Linked DNA regions of Homo sapiens: all the other regions are linked to region 1. The links are chromatin contacts, found by Hi-C or POLR2A ChIA-PET in ENCODE. All regions are on one chromosome and are shown on one strand. Each heading gives the region's core, a stretch centred on a gene start or an enhancer-like site at or near the end of the contact. The rest is flanking DNA. Distances are from core to core; before and after follow the strand shown.

Evidence for each region. Hi-C counts contacts between places; a loop is a spot of excess contacts on that map. ChIA-PET counts read pairs that join two places held with the same protein, here RNA polymerase II (POLR2A). Pooled maps may share reads with other maps.
Region 2: a map with no recorded cell type shows a loop between it and region 1 (5-fold over the local background). The contact joins the promoter of ERVK13-1 here to the promoter of ECI1 in region 1. A Hi-C loop is called at or near these places in 7 of 37 single-sample maps with no recorded cell type and 14 of 50 pooled maps. POLR2A ChIA-PET finds 5 or more read pairs at or near these places in 2 of 52 experiments (MCF 10A and Panc1).
Region 3: a pooled map shows a loop between it and region 1 (2.9-fold over the local background). The contact joins the enhancer-like site here to the promoter of ECI1 in region 1. A Hi-C loop is called at or near these places in 2 of 37 single-sample maps with no recorded cell type and 10 of 50 pooled maps. POLR2A ChIA-PET finds 5 or more read pairs at or near these places in 5 of 52 experiments (A549, MCF 10A, Panc1 and 1 more).
Region 4: a pooled map shows a loop between it and region 1 (5-fold over the local background). The contact joins the promoter of PRSS27 here to the promoter of ECI1 in region 1. A Hi-C loop is called at or near these places in 2 of 37 single-sample maps with no recorded cell type and 10 of 50 pooled maps. POLR2A ChIA-PET finds 5 or more read pairs at or near these places in 1 of 52 experiments (OCI-LY7).
Region 5: a loop to region 1 is called in a pooled map, with 16 times the contacts of the local background. The contact joins the promoter of HAGH here to the promoter of ECI1 in region 1. A Hi-C loop is called at or near these places in 2 of 168 maps with a recorded cell type or tissue (B cell and gastrocnemius medialis), 2 of 37 single-sample maps with no recorded cell type and 14 of 50 pooled maps. POLR2A ChIA-PET finds 5 or more read pairs at or near these places in 2 of 52 experiments (A673 and common myeloid progenitor, CD34-positive).
Region 6: a pooled map shows a loop between it and region 1 (6-fold over the local background). The contact joins the promoter of MSRB1 here to the promoter of ECI1 in region 1. A Hi-C loop is called at or near these places in 1 of 168 maps with a recorded cell type or tissue (B cell) and 10 of 50 pooled maps. POLR2A ChIA-PET finds 5 or more read pairs at or near these places in 3 of 52 experiments (B cell, HepG2 and activated CD4-positive, alpha-beta T cell).

Annotation. Positions count from the first base shown.
Region 1 is chr16:2,249,408-2,252,851 of GRCh38, forward strand. ECI1 (enoyl-CoA delta isomerase 1) reads right to left here and starts at 2,180. Exons shown (of 7, transcript NM_001919.4): 1 at 2,108-2,180; 2 at 1,909-2,022. The coding sequence starts at 2,159. It overlaps LOC107984839 (a long non-coding RNA gene), which reads left to right and starts at 2,263. Exons shown (of 2, transcript XR_001752052.2): 1 at 2,263-2,586. RefSeq lists enhancers at 1,512-1,641, 2,572-2,631 and a silencer at 1,852-2,321.
Region 2 is chr16:2,671,896-2,675,266 of GRCh38, forward strand. ERVK13-1 (endogenous retrovirus group K13 member 1) reads right to left here and starts at 1,544. Exons shown (of 3, transcript NR_040023.1): 1 at 1,388-1,544; 2 at 1-675. It overlaps LOC124903627 (a long non-coding RNA gene), which reads left to right and starts at 1,228. Exons shown (of 2, transcript XR_007064945.1): 1 at 1,228-1,330; 2 at 3,183-3,371. RefSeq lists silencers at 1,195-1,514, 1,525-1,914.
Region 3 is chr16:2,598,611-2,601,623 of GRCh38, forward strand. PDPK1 (3-phosphoinositide dependent protein kinase 1) reads left to right here. Exons shown (of 14, transcript NM_002613.5): 14 at 1-3,013. Among named protein-coding and RNA genes, the nearest start is that of FLJ42627, 39 kb to the right of the region's middle. Within about 2 kb of position 1,369, at least 3 of the 41 ENCODE cell types and tissues checked have a DNase peak (open chromatin) inside an H3K27ac peak, as active enhancers do.
Region 4 is chr16:2,718,558-2,721,722 of GRCh38, forward strand. PRSS27 (serine protease 27) reads right to left here and starts at 1,667. Exons shown (of 6, transcript NM_031948.5): 1 at 1,558-1,667. The coding sequence starts at 1,603. RefSeq lists an enhancer at 1,937-2,504 and silencers at 2,238-2,997, 3,128-3,165.
Region 5 is chr16:1,825,185-1,828,190 of GRCh38, forward strand. It overlaps HAGH (hydroxyacylglutathione hydrolase), which reads right to left and starts at 1,641. Exons shown (of 9, transcript NM_005326.6): 1 at 1,528-1,641. The coding sequence starts at 1,603. It overlaps FAHD1 (fumarylacetoacetate hydrolase domain containing 1), which reads left to right and starts at 2,022. Exons shown (of 1, transcript NM_031208.4): 1 at 2,022-3,006. The coding sequence starts at 2,055. The coding sequence ends at 2,720. RefSeq lists a silencer at 992-1,961 and an enhancer at 2,052-2,241.
Region 6 is chr16:1,941,902-1,945,308 of GRCh38, forward strand. MSRB1 (methionine sulfoxide reductase B1) reads right to left here and starts at 1,298. Exons shown (of 4, transcript NM_016332.4): 1 at 1,201-1,298. The coding sequence starts at 1,255. It overlaps RPL3L (ribosomal protein L3 like), which reads right to left. Exons shown (of 10, transcript NM_005061.3): 10 at 2,073-2,992. The coding sequence ends at 2,936. It overlaps LOC124903625 (a long non-coding RNA gene), which reads left to right and starts at 893. Exons shown (of 2, transcript XR_007064940.1): 1 at 893-980; 2 at 1,084-2,732. RefSeq lists an enhancer at 1-87 and a silencer at 1,272-1,771.

The DNA of each region.
Region 1 (3,444 bases), core at 930-3,429:
TACTTACGGCCACGGGGTTGTACATTGCAAAATGGCTAGAATGGTAAATGTGAGGCATATTTTAAAGATTTTTATGTACACACACACACACATTACCTCCGGTAAAAAAGGAAAAGTGTTCGTACAATGACAATTTTTTTACTCGAGTGCCTCCCCACTTTACCATATAAAAAGACAACGTAAGCCGGGCGCGGTGGCTCACGCCTGTAATCCCAGCACTTTGGGAGGCCGAGGCGGGTGGATCACGAGGTCAGGAGATCAAGACCATCCTGGCTAACATGGTGAAACCCCGTCTCCACTAAAAATACCAAAAAAAAAAAATTAGCCGGGCGTGGTGGCGGGCGCCTGTAGTCCCAGCTACTTGGGCGGCTGAGGTAGAAGAATGGTGTGAACCCGGGAGGCGGAGCTTGCAGTGAGCGGAGATCGTGCCACTGCACTCCAGCCTGGCGACAGAGCAAGACTCCGTCTCAAAAAAAAAAAAAAAAAAAAAAAAAAAAAGACAAAGTAGAGTTTGGAGTCAGAAAGTCAGGCCTGACTGAGATTGCAGTGAGCCGGAACCGCGCCATTGCACGCCAGCCTGGGTGACAGAGGGAGCCTCTGTCTCAAAAAAAAAAAAATAATAATTTTTTTTTTTGCATTTTGTTGAGATATATTCAAATATGCTACAGAAATGATCCCTTCAGAAACTCAGTTTTTACAAAAATTAGTGGGCATAGTGGTGGGTCCCTGTAATCCCAGCTATTTGGGAGGCTGAGGAGGGAGAATCGCTTGAACCCAGGAGGCACAGGTTGCAGTGATCGGAGATTGCGCCACTGCACTCCAGTCTGGCGACTGGAGAGCAAGACTACATCTCCAAAAAAAAAAAAAAAAAAAAAAAAAGTCAGTTTGAAGTTGGTCTTAGTTTGTCCCTCTCAAGTTTGTAGAGAGAGCCCAGGCAGCTCCCTCAGCCCAGACAGAGAGGACGGAACCAAGTTCAGAGGCACCAGGAGCCTGGAGTCCTGAAGCTGTGCAAAGTTGGGCACAGCCCTGAGTCTGGGGGGTTGGGGAGGGCAGGGGCTGTGACTTACTTGCGGAGGGGGAGGGCCTCCTCTCAGGAGCCACAGCAGGGACTGCTGCACCGGGAGGTCCAGGTCAGCATGTCCTGGAAGCAGAACTGCTGGCGCCTAGGCGTGCCCTCTCGGTGCCCTCAGCTCGGCCTCCTGTCTGGAGGGAGCGCACAGGCTTCTCTTCCAAAAGTACTTTTTCTATCCTTTCCAGTGGGTTTTACCAAGGGTTCTGACGGGCGGGTAGGTACGAGGTTCTGTGCCACATGGGAGTGTTAACAAACGTAATTTTATTCCAAAAGATTCCAATTCTTTTCCACTTCCAATTGAATAACTTAGATAACAGCTCATATCCCCGCCAACTTTATTTTTATTTATTTATTTATTTTGAGACGGAATCTTGCTCTGTGGCCCAAGCTGGAGTGCAGTGGCACAATCTCGGCTCACTGCAGCCTCCACCTCCCAGATTCCAGCGATTCTTCTGCCTCAGCCTCCCAGGCATAGGCACGCACCACCACGCCCAGCTAATTTTTTTCTTTTGTATTTTTCAGTACAGATAGGGTTTCATCATGTTGGCCAGGCTGATCTCGAACTCCTGACCTCAGGTGATCCGCCCGCCTCTGCCTCTTAAAGTGCTAGGATTACAGGCGTGAGCCACCGCGCCCGGCCTCCGCCAACTTTAAAAACAGAAACTTTTATCTCATGACGAACGAACCCAGGTAGAGCGGCAAGGTTCTGTTTCGAAACTTGGGTTCTAAACACAAACCGAGCGTCGACAGACGTGGTTCTCCGACAGCACCCCGCGAGCGCGGACCCCCGCGGGTCCTGACCCCACGCCCGCCCTCCCTCGGCGCCGCCCGCTCACCTGCGCCCGCGTCCGGCTCCACCAGCACCCGCTGGCTCCCGAAGCGCCGCGCGCCGTCTCCGCCGCCGGCCGCCCGCTCCGTCCGCCCGAGGGCCGCGCCCGGGAGCCGGGCCCCTGCGAAGGCAGCGTGGGGGAGCCCGTTAGTTCCCGGTCCTGGCCCCGGCCCCGGCCCGATCCCTGCCCACCCCGGGTTTCGCACCCGCGCGGAGCAGAACGCGCGCCGGGACTCGCACAGAAGCCACCAGCGCCATCTTGACCGCAACGCGCGGGATAAAGGTCGCGGGCTGAGCTCGCCTCCTGGGGAGGGGGCGGAGCCCCCCCAACTAGGTCCCGCCCCGTTCCCAGAGGCTGGTCAACGCCTCCACCTACCGGCCGAAACAGCCGCTCGCCGCCCTCCGGCTTCACCCCGGGCAGCCGCGCGCTTCCGGGGCAGGCACCTGGATCTGGGCCAGGGCTGGCCTACAAGGAGGCGCAGGCCCACTGCTGAAGCAGCCACGACCAGCTCAGCGCCAGGGCAGGCTCTTCTACAGCGCGGGACACTGTAGGCAAGAGGCTGCCGGTGTTCGTGACCGCGAGCTCTCGGCCGGGCCCAGCTACTGCAGTATCGGCGCTGGAAAGGCGATCAAAGCACGGAACCCCTCCCGAGGGGGCCGTCAGGGAGGCCAGGGGCTGCCTGGGGTGAGCCCGGCCTCCTGCCCCTTTGGGAACAGGATCAGAGCTGCAGGTTTAGTCACCGAAATGGGGGTGGGGGCAGCAGAACCCAGCGGTAAGAACAGGCCACCCGCCTTGCTCAGCACAAGGGCAAGTGCACAAAGGCCGGACCGCAGTGGCACCTTTTTATTTGCAGAGAAATGCCGAAAGATAAGAATACAGTCTGTTCCCGCTGGGCCGTAAGCGGCAGCTCGGGAGTGGGCCTTTGTACTGTCTGGTGTGGGGTTTTGGTCAGACCACTGGGAGCACTGGGCAGTAAGGTCCCAGCTGTGTTGGGTGGTCTCAACTTTTGTTCTCATCTTAAGCATTTCCAATTCTTCCTTGTGTCCCAAACCAATTTTTGAGGTGGAAAAATGGCCACTTAACGGAGGAGGAAGCAAGCCTGGCATGGTGACACACACCTGTAACCCCAGTGACTCAGGACCAGCTGGGTAACATAGCAACAACTTGTTGCTACAAAAAATTCTTAAAAATTAGCTCCTGCTGCTGGGCGCGGTGGCTCATGCCTGTAATCCCAGCACTTTGGGGGCCAAGGTGGGCAAATCATGAGGTCAGGAGTTTGAGACCAGCCGGGCCAATATGATGAAACGCCGTCTCTACTAGAAATACAAAAAATTAGCTGGGCATGGTGGCAGGTGCCTGTAATTCCAGCTACTCAGGAGGCTGAGGCAGGAAAATCACTTGAACCCAGGAGGCAGAGGTTGTAGTGAGCCAATATTGCGCCACTGCACTCCAACCCAGGCAACAGAGACTGTCTCAAAAAAAAAATTAAAAAATTAAAAAAAAATTAGCCCCTGCTACTCTGGACACTGAAGAAGGAGTTGG
Region 2 (3,371 bases), core at 294-2,793, 420 kb after region 1:
AGGTTAACCCCACAAACTTTGACATGACTCTCGGCCCCAGCCTCCACTGAGCCTCGCCAAGCCGCCTAATTCATGGTTTTGCGTGTTAGCCAGGGCACTCTGGGGTACAGCCACACATGTCGAAATAGCGAAAGGCATCCCTTTCAGCCCTCCAACTTTTTCTCAACAGAACCTTCTTCCTTAACACTTCGGATTATTACGCATCTCTACAAACTCCACGAGTGAGCTGCAGAAGGTTCAAGAGCCTCCTGATGTAGTTACAAAATTCAGTGTCACTCTGCATTTTTCTCAAAAGAGGGCCCATACCTTCCCCGGTCTCTACTAAAAACACAAAAATTAGCCGGGCATGGTGGCACACGCCTGTAATCCCAGCTACTCGGGTGGTTGAGGAAGGAGAATCGCTTGAACCCGGGAGGTGGAGGTTCCCGGGTCAAGATCGCGTCACTGCACTCCAGCCTGCGCGACGGCAGCGAGACTCCATCAAAATAAAATAAATAAATAAACAAAAGTCGCATCCTGGAAGATAAGGAATCAAGTAAACTTCTTGGGTTTTCCTTCATTTAAAATATTTGCCTTTTAAATCCAATTTTAAAGCCATGTAGACGTTCTTCCATCACCCACTGCACATCGCATGCAAGGCATAAATTTTTAAACCGTCGTCCCCAGACTGTAGAACTTAGCATATGGAAAACATAAAAACACGAGGGATACTTTTAGCGACAGAGAGAAAATAAACACCAGCGATACATTTAGCAAAACATTTCACCCAACAAGTGGTTTGTTTTGATCCTTCCCCTAAAATCCCTCCTACCTGTCAAGCTCACTTTCCCCTCGGTGATCCTGCACATTCGGCCTCCCAGGGGCTTCCCACAACGCTGAGCACAGCCACGGGCAGCAAAAGCACCCAAATGCCCCTTGGCCGGGCCGTGAAAGGCGAGTTTTCCCGACCAATGTCATCAAGAATCTGGAAAAGGGGGCCCAGGAGCATCAGGTGCTTTCAGCAAGAACTTGCACCTTCTGCTTCTCTCGCAGGCGGAGGCGCCAAGGACCCCGTTCCAGGTGGAAGCCCAGGGCGGTTCCTCTACAGACAGAACCGAAAGGTAACCCTGGAGGCTCGGCTCCAGGCTGCGCCAAGCCGAAAACAAACTTTCCAGGCACTTCCACCCCGCTGGGCCGGGTGACACCTCCCGGCCTCCCCCGCCCTCCGCGCGTCTGTCAGCGCCCCCGGCCAGGCCGCCGCCCGACGCAACCCAGGCCCGGTCTCCCCGCCGCAGCCAAGCAGCGCCCTCGGCCGGCGCCCGCCATCCCCGGCCCGGCCGCCCGGCCGCAGGTAAGGCGGCACCCGACCCTCGGGACCCCGGGCCGCCCCGCCTCGCCGCGCGCTCACCAGCTAGGTGGTGGTCCTGGCTATGGGCCTCGCGTCTGCGCGGGCGCCTCCCCCGAAGCGCTCCGCCGCTCGGGGCCTCCTCAGAGTCCTCCTTCCCTAAGCTGAACTCCAGCAACGGCGGCCCTCACGCTGTGCCCGCGACGCCCCGCCCCCCGCGATGCCCCCGCCCCCCGCGACGCCCCGCCCCCGCGCGACGCCAGGCAGGACTTCCGTCGCACCGCCGCCGCCGCCCGCGCCCATTGGCCGCGCCCATCGTCCCTTCGCCGCGGTCTGAGTGGGCCCCGCCTCTGCCCCAGCTGCATTTCCGGGTTGGGGCCTGGCGGGCGGGAGAGGCCCGGCCCCGCCTGGGCAGGGGGACCTCGCGCGAACCAATCCCAGGGCCCCGGGGGCGGGGCTCTGCGGGGGTGGGGCGAGCTGTCATTCCCAGCTCCCAGACCGGGAAACTGAGGCTCAGAGGGGACCTGGCTCCGGCCAAGGTCACGCCCGAGGTAATAGCGGGGCTGGGCTCGAACCCGGGGCTCGGACTCCGGAGCCGGCTCTGCGTAAATGCGGAGGCGCAACTTTGCTAGTTTCACAACTAACAAGCGTTCACGGAAGGAAATCTGGGCTATAAGTCACATTCATAAAGCGGAAAACAACCAATCCTACCACTGTCCATAGTCCTGGAGGCAGCCTCAGAACTTCTGTCCTTACCTATAAATGATTTTGTGGCGGTTTTTTTTTTGTTTGTTTTTCTTTTTGTAGTTGTTAATGTCAATCATGATTTTTTGCTTGTGTTTTTTGTATTTTAGGTTTTTTTGTTTGTTTGTTTTGAGACGGAGTCTTGCTCTGTCGCCAAGGCTGGAGTGCAGTGGCTCGATCTCTAGTCACTGCAACCTCCACCTCCTGGGTTCAAGCAATTCTTTTTTTTTTTTTTTTTTTTTGAGATGGTCTCGCTCTTTCCGCCTGCCTCGGCCTCCCAAAGTGCTGGCATTAGAGGCGTGAGGTACTGCACCCAACTGAAATGGGTTAACTTTTTTTTTTTTTTTGAGACGAAGTCTCGCTGTGTCACCCAGGCTGGAGTCAATGGCAATTTCACTGCAACCTCCACCTTCTGGGTTCAAGCAATTCTCCTGCCTCAGCCTCCTGAGTAGCTGGGACTACAGGTGCGTGCCACCACACCCAGCTAATTTTTGTATTTTTCGTAGAGATGGGGTTTCACCATATTGGCCAGACTGGTCTCGAACTCCTGACCTCATGATCTGCCCACCACGCTTCCCAAAGTGCTGGGATTACAGGGGTGAGCCACCCCGCCCGGCCAACTTTATTTTTTTTTATACTGACACATGGCCATGCAGATCTTGAGTAATGAACAGAGAAAAGGGAAGCAGTGAAGGAGAAACAACTTGAGGAAATTGTACACGGTGAACTTTAGAACACAGAGCCTGGGGTGGAGGAGCCTCGGGGCAGGGGCCAAGGGTGACAAGAAGGCTGTCCTGTGAAGAAAGCAGCTGAGCAGGCACCAGGGGCAGAGAAGACAGGGGCAGCTGAAGGGCAAGGAAGAAAGGACAGTTCTCAGTTGTCCTGGAGGCCTCAGTGGCAGCCAGAATGCTTGGCCAAGCCCAAGGGAAGCCAGACCAGGCAGCCCCTCTGCCCTCTGGAGACACAGAGAAACCTCCCCACTGGTCAGGTCCAGCTGCCCATCCTAGGACACCACACAGGGAGCGGATGTCTCACCTGGCCCAGCAAGATTCTCCGGACCCAGGCTGGAGGAAGGAGACTGACCCCACTCTTTATCTCATCCTTTCCTACCCAGAACCTCTGTCCATGACCAATGGATGACCTCAGGACAAGAATGCAATAACTTGGCCTGATGTTGTGAAGTCACGGTCCATCCAGGGATGGGCAAGAGGATGACCAGAACCATCTCGAGAGGGGCTGGAAAGCTGCCTCACGTATGTGGTCCTGTGCTGTGTCTACATGTTCCTCACTCACCTCTACAACG
Region 3 (3,013 bases), core at 119-2,618, 350 kb after region 1:
CCCCGAGCCCTAGGTGGGGCCAGGAGGTGCCTTGGAGAAGCCAGCCAGAGCAGAGAGGGCTGCTGACTTCCGTGTGGAGCAGAGAGGCCTGAGGGCCTCCTAAAAGGTTTAAATGTCCACGCCTCTCCAGTTGCTGAAGTAGGGTCTGAGAGAACCCTGGCATCAGCAGACCCAGGGTGCTTCTGTCTCCTGCAGACCACGCCAGGGAGTGCAGACACCACCGTCACACACGCCCCTTTTGTGTTTTGGTTCAAGTTTCTCAGAGCCCCTCAGAGCTTCTACATCTGTGCATCAGAAATCTCACAGCCTTCTCATGCTGCCGGCTCATCTGGGCCCATAGAGTGGGCTTTGCCAGTTGCTGTTGCACAGGAGGCGAGAACAGCACACTTCAACCCCAGCTTGCTGGTCGGCTTTCCTCTAGAGAGAGCCGGTTTTGGGGCCATTTCCCTTTGATGCTTTGGTGGCCTTGCCCCGCTCTGCAGCACAGACAGGCCAGATGCATTTGTCCTTTGCCTAGCTACTCCCCAGGTAGAGAGTGCTCCTGGTGGCCTGGCAGGTCTGGGCCCTTCTCTCCCTGCCCAGGTTGTCCCTGGAGGGCAGCCCTCACTCCCTTTGGGGGAGAGGCAGACATTGCTGCCCACAGACCTGCCTCTGACTCAACTGTGTCCACCCTCCCTGGTCCCTACCCCCAAGTCACAGGTGACTCAGCAGTGACCCTGTGTGCCAGGCCAGATCCAAACTGAGAGGGAAGGTGTCGTTTTTACACTGCTAATGACGAGAGTGGCTCTTTTTAGCTAGGCGAGTACAGACGGGGCCTGGGAGGGGGCAGAGATGTTCCCCAGGCCCTGCCTGTGGTTCCTGCCTGGGCCTTGGCTGCTGCTGTGTGAGAGCTGCATGTGAGCCTGTGACCGTGAGCTGGGGTGAGCTGGGCCGCACCTACCCTGGGGCCCCAGGGAGCAGGACGCTCCGGGGCCCAGCACGTTGCCCTGGGCCTGTGGCCGGAGTCGGAGTCCTCTCTCCTCCTCCTGGCTTTTGGAAAGGCTTGGCTGTGTTGGGGAGTCTCTCTTAGCCCTTTCAGGAATTTCTGTTCAGGCTTCCTCCTCCTCATCAGCTATTTTACCCATCTCAGAACGTCCTGTGTCTCCATGTAGGAGAGTGGCTCTCTCAGATCTCTCAGGGCGTCTGGTTATAGGGAAACAAGTGGAGCAGGGACGTGGCTTTAATTGGAGCACTCGGCTGGGCTGCTTGGGGAGACTCTTCCGTGCGTTCTTCCTCTGGATAGAACCACCACCTCCTGGGCGTCACTGACAAGCTCCATCTTAACCTCCAAAGCCACAGAACTAGGGGCTCAGAGCCAGAGCTGGCAGCCGCCAGCCAAAATGATGCCATTGCCTGAGCTGACAGCCAAGCCCTTCTGTGGGTCACCTTTCTCCTCACCCAGCCCCTTGCTCTTCCCTTTTGAAAGGCCCGTGTGTTTTCTTTCCTTACCCTGTGCTTGCTCATGTCTACTCCGGTTTTCTCTACCACATCCTTAGAGCCATCACCTGGCACGCAGGCGCCTTACATTCTACGGTAGAACGTGGGGTACTGTGTGTGCACATAGACACACTTACGTGGAATTACAGTTGTGGGTTTATCCAAGATGAGGAAGATTTCACCTGCTGTTTAATAGACTTGGGGCCATGTGCCTCCCCACACATGGGCAAGGACAGGTGGAATGTCGGGACCACACTGTGCGGCTTCTCGGCACAAAGCGGAGGGAGGCTGTGGTCGCTGCCGGCCTAGGTGTCCCAGGTGCCCCGCCTTTCTCTGGGACACAGTTGGGGGCTGGCTTCTGAGGGATTCCTTTCTCCCCTCTTTGTGTGGCCCCAGCCAGGGCGGTGGGCAGTCCTGGTGTAGAGCACAAGCCTCTCCACCCTAGAGAAATGCCTCTGTACCACGGCTACCATGTGGAACCTTAACTTGCAGAAGGCTTGTTAACAATTGTTTTGAGAGAGATGGCTGGTCATGCCACAGCTGCTGGGGACTCCGCCTACTCCAGCCCTCTTGGGACACACTGTGGGATTTGTGGCCCTTCCCCAGAGGAATTGTGGAGACTGTCCCATGGAACAAACCCTCAGGCACCAGCACAGGGCTCTGGGTGACTCAGTAAAACTAACGTTTGTCTCTGACAAGATCAGCTGTAGGCTCACCGGCCAGAGAAGACCACTGTGAGCATTTTGCCGTATATCCTGCCCTGCCATTTGTTCACTTTTTAAACTAAAATAGGAACATCCGACACACACCGTTTGCATCGTCTTCTCCCTTGATATTTTAAGCATTTTCCCATGTCATGAGTTTCTCAGAAACATGTTTTTAACAATTGTACTATTTAGTCATTGTCCATTTACTATAATTTATCTGACCATTTCCCTACTGTAAAATACTTAAGACGGTTTCTGATTTTTCCACTATTTAAATAATGCTGTGATGAATATCTTTAAAATCTTCTGATTTCTTACTTTTTTCCCCCTTAGATGCCTGGAAGTGGTATTTTGAGGTGAAAGAGTTTGTTCATTTTGAAGATATTTCTGTCTCTCTCTCGACCTGATGTGTAGACGCTCACTTCCAGTAGCAGAACCACCTTAGTTGTGTCTTACAGATTCTGAACAAATCGGTTTCTGATAAGCCATGTGTTCCAAAGAATGTCTGAATAAGACCGCTCTTTATTTAAATGCTAAGAGGATGTCACTACTGCAATCCATCTGTGGCCGATTTTTTCCAAGAGCCAATTTCCTTGTTTTGGTTGCAAGAACCTGGCTCTGCCTGCATGTCAGCTCTCTGCCCTCCCTGCTGCCGTGGCTTTCAAGCGCTTGGCAGAATCTTGTACTTCGTGTCCACAATGGTACTGAATTTGCATCTGCACAGTCAGCAGAGATAACAAGTGTTGAACTGACCTTGCCACATGCTTAGTGAGTGATTTGTAATTAAGTTTATAGACTCAGAAGGTATATTAGGACATTTGGAATCAGTA
Region 4 (3,165 bases), core at 417-2,916, 470 kb after region 1:
CCGCCCACCTCGGCCTCCCAAAGTGCTGGCATTACAGGCGTGAGCCACCGCTCCCAGCCAAGTCCTAATCGTGATCTAGAGATCAAGGCCCAACTGAATGCTGCCTCCTCCAGGAAGCCTTCCTTGCTTGCTTGCATTGTCTACCTTGGAAGCCCTATACTCTCTCTTGAGCTCTCTGTCCTGATGGGAGCTCTGTCTACATCACCCTGGAGCCAGAATCAAGTCTTATCTTAGCCCAGGAGCTCCGAGAAGGCAAGGGCTGCATCTGGGGGGCCTGATCTCAGGGAATGTGTGGATGGACACAAGTGTGGCTGTGGGGGCTGATGGGAAATGGGGGATGTGGACAGCTGAGCCCTTCAGGGTGGGCGCCCTGTGGGGGCTGGAAGCAACAGCCAGGGGTGCCGGGGGTGTCAGGAGCATTGTTTGGGGCCTGGGCCTGTGATTCGCTGGTAGCTGGTGGGGATGGTGAAGCTTAGTGGGTACCACCAGCCAGAGACCTGGTGGGAGTGCCACCCTCGGGCTGGGAGTGAGGACGTGTCCAGGAGTCCAGCCTCTGGTCACAGCTGTTAGTGAACCGACTGCAAAACTCATTGCCAAAGAGTTTTGGCAATGACCTTGGTTCCTCACCCCGCTCAGGGGCAGTCACAGCCTTCCACCTCCTGTGCACATGGCTTGCTCAGAGGGCACCATCCTTGTGCTGGGAGACTGGGGGCATGGGGTGGGGGAGGCCGGGCCACTGAGGGGCCACTGGTGCCCTCCCACCCAGGAGAACAAGGAAGCCTGGAGTACTGGCTAAGCTGCAGCCTGGGATGACCTGACCCAGCCCTGGGAGGTGACTTGAGGACAGGGAAGTGTGGTGGCTGCCAGACTGGCTAGGCTAGCCCAGGAATGTGAGAGGTTTTCCCTGACAGAGAGTGTCCCGGCCCGCAGGGAGGGGCCTGGCAGGTGGGGCCCCCTGGCTGGCACCTGCTGTCCCTGACCCAGGACTGGGAGAGGGCACGGTGGCGCATCACCGGTTCCTCTGTCAGCAGGAGACAGGGCCCTCTGCCACCTACACCCCCTGCCCCCAGCTCTCTACTGAGCCTGCAGCCAGCCTGCTGGGGCTTCCGGGCACAGGCAGCAGCCCTCGGCTCGGCCACCCTCCCACCCCGAGTATGATGGTCCAGGCACTTGGAGCCTGAGTTCACATCCTGCACGTAGGAGGCCCCTGTCCTCACCTAGAGAATGGGGGGAGAGGCCGAGGTGGCAGGAAGCAGGGAGCCTGGCCAGAGCTGGCACACCAGTGCCCGCGGAGAGGCATGGGAGGAGGTGCTGCCCAGTTATGCCGGTGGGGTCCTCTGGGGCCTGTGCGCACACCTCCCACCCTGCCTCCCCACTTTGGACTCCCCACTTGGCACATCTGGAGCCTTCCCACCTGCTCAGGGGCAGGAGGGATGATGGCCTGTCCCACAGCCCCAGCCTGTCCCAGGGAGTAGGGGGCTGAGCCGGAGCCCCAGGCAGTGCAGCGGAGCCTGGTGGGGGACTGCACCACCAGGACCCTGCACCTTCACGACTCACCAAAACACAGCAGCAGCAGGAGCGGCACCGCCGCCGGCCGCCTCATGTCCTCAGGCCTGGCTGGGGCGCAGGGCCGTGGTCGGCGGTGGCAGAAGCGTTGGAGCACGAGCGAGGTGCAGGCTCCATGAAGTGGAGTTTTATGCTGGAGATGAGCACAGGCCCGGCTATGCGGCCCAACCCGTCGGCCCGGCCTGCCCAGCTCCTCTCCTCAGGAAGGAAGCGCCCAGAGCCGACTCCTCCGTGACCTAGCCCTGAACCCCGAGACCCCAGGGCAGACCCCTCACCCCAGCGCAGCACGGGGTGCCGTTGGCCTCGGTTCCTGGACCCTGAGCTGACCCAGACCCCCCAGCAGACCCCGAGCTGACCGCGGTGCACGCGAAGTCCGTCCAGCTTCATTCATTATTATTATTATTATTTTTTTTAATTTTTTGAGACAGAGTCTCGCTCTGTCGCCCAGGCTGGAGCGCAATCTCGGCTCACTGCAAGCTCCGTCTCCCAGGTTCAAGCCATTCTCCTGCCTCAGCCTCCTGAGTAGCTGGGATTACAGGCAGGTGCCACCACGCCCGGCTAATTTTTTGTATTTTTAGTAGAGACGGGGTTTAACCGTGTTGGCCAGGCTAGTCTCGATCTCCTGACCTCGTGATCCGCCCTCCTCGGCCTCCCAAAGCGCTGGGATTACAGGGGTGAGCCACCGCGCCCGGCCTCATTCAGTATTTTATTGAGCGCCGATGGAACACAGTGGGGCTGGGCCGCGCTGGTGGGAAAGTCAAGGCCAGGGGTGTTTGCGGGGCCGAGGGCAGGGGAGGCGATGGGACATGGGGCGGGGTCCGGAGTTGGCCGCAGCGACCCTCCTCCCGGGACAGCAGGCCCCAGAAGTTCCTCAGGCGCGCGCCAGCGCGGCCCAGGCGGCCGACCCGGGCCCCGGCTGCCATCCCTTGGAAGGGGCGGGGGCTTCCTGGCACCAGGCGGGGCGGAAGCGGCTCCGGGAAGGCCGGGCCGGGGTTACCGTTTCGGTGTCCCCGCCTGGCTCTGGGCGCGGCGCCGCGGCGGAAGAGGCTCGGGGAGGAAGTTATTTGGGGCACGGCGCTGACGTCAGAGACAGAGTGGGGCCGGGCCGTGGGGTCGGGGGCGCCGGACCTGTTTCCCCGCCGGCGCCGGGGGTCGGTACTCGCGGGCGGGGCGGGGCCGGGCGGCTCCGGGCGGGGCTGGGGGTGCGGCCGTTCCCGCCTCAGCCTTGTCCGCGCGCGTCGTGGTGCTGCCCTCTGGTGGGCGCGGGGCGCGGCGCGGGCGGCCAGGGGTGCAGAAGGGGCGCTCCCAGCCTCATGGTCCGGGCTCCGGCTCCCCGCATCGCCCTCCCTAGCCCCGCCCTCCCGCGTCTCCGCCTCCGCCTCCACCGCCTCCTCCCACCCTTCCCTCCCCGTCCAGTCCCTGGAGTTCCCGGGTCGGGGGTGGGAGGCGGGCTGGGCAGCCCCTGGGGGTCTGGAGGGAAGGAGGGAGGGCGAGGAGTGGGAAGAGGGGACTCCAAACGTATTCATTCATGTATTGATTTATTCATTCAGTCAGTCAGTCATTTCTGAGCAGATTTGAGCCCAATACTGTCCCCGGTTT
Region 5 (3,006 bases), core at 391-2,890, 420 kb before region 1:
GCGAGCGCCTGTAGTCCCAGCTACTCAGGAGGCTGAGGCAGGAGACTCGCTTGAGCCCGGGAGGCAGAGGTTGCAGTGAGCCGAGATTGGCCACTGCACTGCCCAGGCGAAGAAAATGTCATTTACAACTGGTGCTCAGCCTCCCCTGGAGACCATCACAGCCTCCTGAAGAAGCTGACAACCCAGGGAGGTGCCTTTATTTCTGAGGAAAGACGCAGCTGGTGCCAACACCAGCAGAAACCGTATTCCCTTTCCATATCACTCAGCCCAGCACTGCCTGGCAAATGTTCCCGGCTTGCTGTTTTGTAACTGTAATACTTTGTACAAACAGGTCAAGGACCTGCAGCCTGGGGCCTGGACCAAGTCCAGAAACATGTTCGGTTTGGCCCCAAAAACAAAAAAAAATTGAGATATGGTCTCACTCTGTCCCCTAGGCTACAGTGCAGTGGTGCGATCAAGGGTCACTGCAGCCTCGACCTCCTGGACTCAAGCGATCCTCCCACCTCAGCCTCCAAAGTGACTGAGACTACAGTTGTGTGCCACCACGCCCGGCTGATTTTGTTTAGTTTTTGTAGCGATGAGGTCTCAACATGTTGCCAGGCTGGTCTGGAACTCCTGGACTCAAGCGATCCTCCCGCCTCGGCCTCCCAAAGTGCTGGGATGACAGGCGTGCGTCACTGCACTTCTTTTTTAAATCAGGAAGTTTCACAGCATCTTGCTTCCCTTGAACTGGGCGGCACCAAATACGGGGGCTGGGGCCTCCCTTAGAATGGGGTACGCACGCCCTGCCGATGCACACAGTCCCGCTGGAACTCTCTGCCTGGACCCTTATGAATGTCCCTAAAACTGTAATTCTGAGGACCTCAAAATCCATGTCCTTTCCTTAGCAATGGCGACATTCTACCCCCTGCAGAGCCTTGACAGCTTTCGGCGAGATCTGGAAACCGCCAGGGACGCCTCCCTGTCTGCGCCTCCGCCCGCCCAGTGCCCTGCGCTGCGCACCCGCCCGGGGCGCTGGCCTGGCCCGGCCGCGCGACCACCTCGGGCGAATGACACGCCGGGTCCCCAGACGGGGGCTCCGGCGCCGGGCGGGCAGCTCCACCACCGCAGGCGGCGCCGCGAGACCGCGGTCCTTGCAGCGGGGCAGCAGGTGCGGGGTGGGCCAGGCGTCCCGGGGCCCTGCCCGCTGCGCCTCAGAGCCGCGCCCCAGGCTCTCCTCGGCGCCGGCCCGGGCAGGACGCGATGCCCTGGAGGCGTCAGGGGCGCGGCCGGCCCAGCCCGAGCGTGGAGGCCGCGGCGGACGCAGGCCTGGCCCTGCTTACCTAGCGCTTTCCGCACCCGCGGCCCCGCGCCCGCTCCGCGCCAGCCTCAGCGCCTGCGCCGCCTCCGCTCGAGCCCGGCAGCGCGGCCTTAGGCACCTGCGCAACAGACACCGCGTCAGCGGTCGCCAAACGACGGCCCGGCGCCGCCCGCTGCCCGCCCCGCCAGGCCCGCGTCCCCCGGCCCGCACCGCCCCGCCGCACCCACCGAGGCCTCGGCGGGCGCAGGCGGCTCCCAGCGCGGCGAGGCTGCGGCGGCCGAGCAGCCCTCGGCCCACCACCATGACCCGGGCCGGGCTGGACTGCCGAGCTGCCCAGGACTGCAAAACACCGGCGTCGGCGCGTCGCAGCCAATCAGCGCCCGCCTCGCGCTGCCCTCAGCCAATCAGCGTCCACCTCGCACCGTCCGCCAACCAATCAACGCGCTCGCGCTCAACTTGTTTTGTCCGCGAGCCCCGACTGCCACGGGCCGGGAGACGGGCCTGGGAGCGGCGGCGGCGGCCCGAGAGCTGCGCCGGGAGAGCTGTGCCGCGAGCCTCCGCCTCTTTTTTGGCACCGCACAGTGGATCCCTGGAGGCCGAGCGCCACGCCGCCCGGGTACCCGGCAGATCGCGAGGTGGAACGGGCCGTCGCTGCGGGGGACAGCGTTCCGAGGCAGTTGGTCCTCTCCGGGATGCCGTAGGCATCAGCTGACCGGCCCAGCCCACGTGACTACAGGGGCACTTGATGGGAATCATGGCAGCATCCAGGCCATTGTCCCGCTTCTGGGAGTGGGGAAAGAACATCGTCTGCGTGGGGAGGAACTACGCGGACCACGTCAGGGAGATGCGCAGCGCGGTGTTGAGCGAGCCCGTGCTGTTCCTGAAGCCGTCCACGGCCTACGCGCCCGAGGGCTCGCCCATCCTCATGCCCGCGTACACTCGCAACCTGCACCACGAGCTGGAGCTGGGCGTGGTGATGGGCAAGCGCTGCCGCGCAGTCCCCGAGGCTGCGGCCATGGACTACGTGGGCGGCTATGCCCTGTGCCTGGATATGACCGCCCGGGACGTGCAGGACGAGTGCAAGAAGAAGGGGCTGCCCTGGACTCTGGCGAAGAGCTTCACGGCGTCCTGCCCGGTCAGCGCGTTCGTGCCCAAGGAGAAGATCCCTGACCCTCACAAGCTGAAGCTCTGGCTCAAGGTCAACGGCGAACTCAGACAGGAGGGTGAGACATCCTCCATGATTTTTTCCATCCCCTACATCATCAGCTATGTTTCTAAGATCATAACCTTGGAAGAAGGAGATATTATCTTGACTGGGACGCCAAAGGGAGTTGGACCGGTTAAAGAAAACGATGAGATCGAGGCTGGCATACACGGGCTGGTCAGTATGACATTTAAAGTGGAAAAGCCAGAATATTGAGTTATTTCTTAACAAGTTTCGAGAGAGAAGGGAGCAAGACAAGAGCAAGCAACGGCTATTAAATGTCACAATCCTTTAATTAGAAACCATTTATTGGCCGGACGCGGTGGCTCACGCCTGTAATCGCAGCACTTTGGGAGGCCGAGGCGGGCGGCTCACGACGTCAGGAGATCCAGACCATCTTGGCTAACAGGGTGAAACCCCGTCTCTACTAAAAATACAAAAAATTAGCCGGGCGTGGTGGCGGGCGCCTGTAGTCCCAGCTACTCTGGAGGCTGAGGCAGGA
Region 6 (3,407 bases), core at 48-2,547, 310 kb before region 1:
GGAAGAGAACAGTCCCAGAGAAAAGGCCTCCAGGCCACACAGGAGCCCAGGAAGAAAGAGGGCTGGGGACAACAGATTTCAGCCTACCCACAAAGGATCCCTTTGGAGTGGAGGGGGTGGGAAAGTTGCAAAACTGACTTGCAGAACTGTTTTAAGGACTGAAAACAGGAACCTCCAGGGGTGCTGAGTCACCTCTCACCCATCACCTGGGGACAGCCTCCCCTGGAGACTGTAAACTACCCAGCCTTTTCCAGGAACTGGAGAAAAAAGCAAAGAGAAGCCAGCAGCTGCTGTGGAAGTGGAGTTTCTGGCTTGGCAGAGCAGCCTGAGGACAACTGGGATCTAAAGCCAGAGAGTCTTGCTGGGGGAGGCTTTGCCGGGATGGTCCTGTGTCACAGCCCAACCCGCTACAGGGGTGCCACCCAGCAGATCCGCCCAAGGAGACCAGTGCACTCAGACTTGCCTGTGGATGTGTTTTTACCAAATTAGTCCACTACCAGGCGAGCCCAGCCCAGAAGGGATTCATCAGGGCCAGTGTGGAGGGCTGGCCATGCCCCAAACCACCCCATCCTGCCTGCCTGGTCAAACTTCACGGGCTGTTGGCAGGTGCCTGGTGGCACTCCTGGTTCCCCAATTTGGAGTCCCTGGGCAGGTGGGGAGGCACCTGGGCCGGCACATTAGGATCTGAAGGGGACATTCTATGCTTGCCAGACTCCTCCCAGAGATCCCGGACTCGGGGGAATGGGAAGGGCCAGGGTAACACCTGCGGGATGACCCGCGAAGGGGCGCCCCGGCCACAGGAGCTGGCCCTGGACAAGAACCTGGCCTCTCCGAAGCCCCGACCCTAACCCGAATTCCCCCAGCGCCATCACTTTGGAGTGTAGGGGGTAGGGAAGGGGTACCACCCCCACGTATCCCGATCCCTTAGACCCACCCCCGAAACGGCACGTTCACACTCGAGGCCTGCCCCCTCCAGGACGGTGAGCCCCAAGGCCCCCTCTCCTCGGGTACCCCACTCTCCTCGCCCCCAGGCTCCCCACTCCTCCGCAGTCCTTTTGACCCCTGTTCGCTTCTCCCCGGCAGCCACATTCGCCCCCATTCCCGGCTTGGGAGAGACATCACCCCCGGACGACGGCGGCGCCCCCGCTAATGCGCGCCCCCCGCCGCGCTGCCCTCCCAGCGAGAGGCCGCAGGACCAACCAGGTTCAAAGTGATTCTGGAAAACCTCGCCCCCGAAGAAGCTGCAGAACGACATGGCGCCACCGGAACCGCAGCGCGCTTGCCGCTGCCAACTGACCAAAGGCTGCCGACCCGACGACCGCCGGTACCCGCGTCCACCTCCCCGCCCCTCCCGAGGACCAATCGCTCCCCGGAGGGCGAATCCCGGCTTCCGCCTCCGGGAGGCCCCGCCCCTCCTCAGGGCTGGTCCAATACGATCTTCCCAGCTGGCCCCGCCCACGTTGACTCCTTGGGACCACTCCTGGGCCACTTCCCCAAGGCCCCGCCCCCCGGTGCCAGTCCAATCGCATCTCCCCAGCAGGCCCCGCCCATGGAAACTCCCAGGGACCACCCCTAGGCCGCTTCCCCAAGGCCCCGCCCCTGCCGCCCCTCGCGCCCTGGTGGCTAGGGGCGCACATGGGGCCTGGCCAGGTGGGCGACGGCGCGAATCCGTAGGGTCGTGTCCCCCCAGTCCAGTCCCTGGTACTAAGCCCGGAGCTGCCGGAGGTCATGCAGCCTTTCCGCGCCCAGGTGAAACCGCCTTTGCAAAATGATGACTGAAACAGTGAAAGAGATCTAACTCAGCCGACTCTATCTTGCTTCTAACCTCCAAGCTGTCCTTATTCATCCCTGCTGGTAGGTTGAAATAACTTTGGGAGAAACTCAGTTTATAGTTTTTTGTTTTTTTCTTTCTTTCTTTCTTTCTTTTGAGACGGAGTCTTACTCTGTTTCCAGGCTGGAGTGCAGTAGCGCGATCTCAGCTCACTGCAACCTCCAACTCGCTGGTTCAAGCAATTCTCCTGCCTCAGCCTCCCGAGTAGATGGGATTACAATCATGCGCCACCACGCCCAGCTAATTTTGTATTTTTAATAGAGACGAGGTTTCTCGATGTTGGCCAGGCTGGTCTTGAACTCCCGACCTCAGGTGATCCGCCCATCTTGGCCTCCCAAAGTGCTGGGATTACAGGCGTGAGCCACCGCGCCCAGCCAGTTTATAGTTTAAAACAAAGACAGTAACAGCCCTTTCCCAAAGCAGACCACCTCCTTGCCTGGGGACTAGATTGCATTTTTAGGACTAACATTAGCCACAATATTGGGAATTATGGTTTAGGAGTCGTGCATCTGGAGGCTACAAGATTCTGACCCTCCCTAAGCTGCCCCTAAGATCAGTGCTTGAGATATTTTGCCGACCCTGCAACTTGATGGATCTGCTGGCACCAACCAGATTGATAAACTGGCTCATCTGATCTTGTGGCCACCACCCAGGAGCTGACTCAGCGCAAGAAGACAGCTGACTCCCTGTGATTTCCTCCCTGACCAATCGGCTCTCCTGGCTCACTGGCTCTCCCCACCCGCCAAGTTATCCTTAAAAACTCTGCTCCCCGGCACTCCAGCAGCCTGGGCGACAAGATCAAGACTCTCTCAAAAAAAAAAAAAAAAAAAACCTCTGCTCCGCAAATGCTCAAAGAGATCGATTTGAGTAATAATAAAACATAAAACTCCGGTCTCCCGCACAGCCAGCTCTGTGTGAATTACTCTTTCTCTATTGCAATTCCCCTGTCTTAATGAATCGGCTTTGTCTAGGCAGCAGGCAAGGTGAACCCCTTGGGCGGTTACACAGCGCTCTGAGACCTCGCAGGAAGAGTCGCCTCCGGCCTTTGTTAGACATTGGGGCAGACAGTGCGGTGCGCTTCAGGGTTCATCCACCCCACACAGCCTACAAGTCTCCCGAGGTCTCCGGCGTTTCCTTCTCCAGATGCTTCTTTTGGGGGCCCTGGTTGAGAGGGTGGTGCAGGAGGAGCCTTAGTCACTCTGGCCAGAAACACGCCCTCCCCCAGCCAGGCTCTAGATCACTCAGGGCCGGCCCTACTGCCCCCCTAAGGCTGCTTCCTCCCCCACCTTCTCTTCTAAAGAATCAGTGCCCAGGGATAGACCCTTAAGAGTCTCTCCTGCAGGCCGGGCACGGTGGCTCATGTCTGTAATCCCAGCACTTTGGGAGGCCGAGGCGGTCGGATCATGAGGTCAGGAGATAGAGACCATCCTGGCTAATACGATGAAACCCCATCCCTACTAAAAATACAGAAAATTAGCCTGGCGTGGTGGCACGTGCCTGTAGTACCAACGACTGGGTAGGCTGAATCTGGAGAATTGCTTGAACCCAGGAGGTGGAGGTGGCAGTGAGCCAAGAT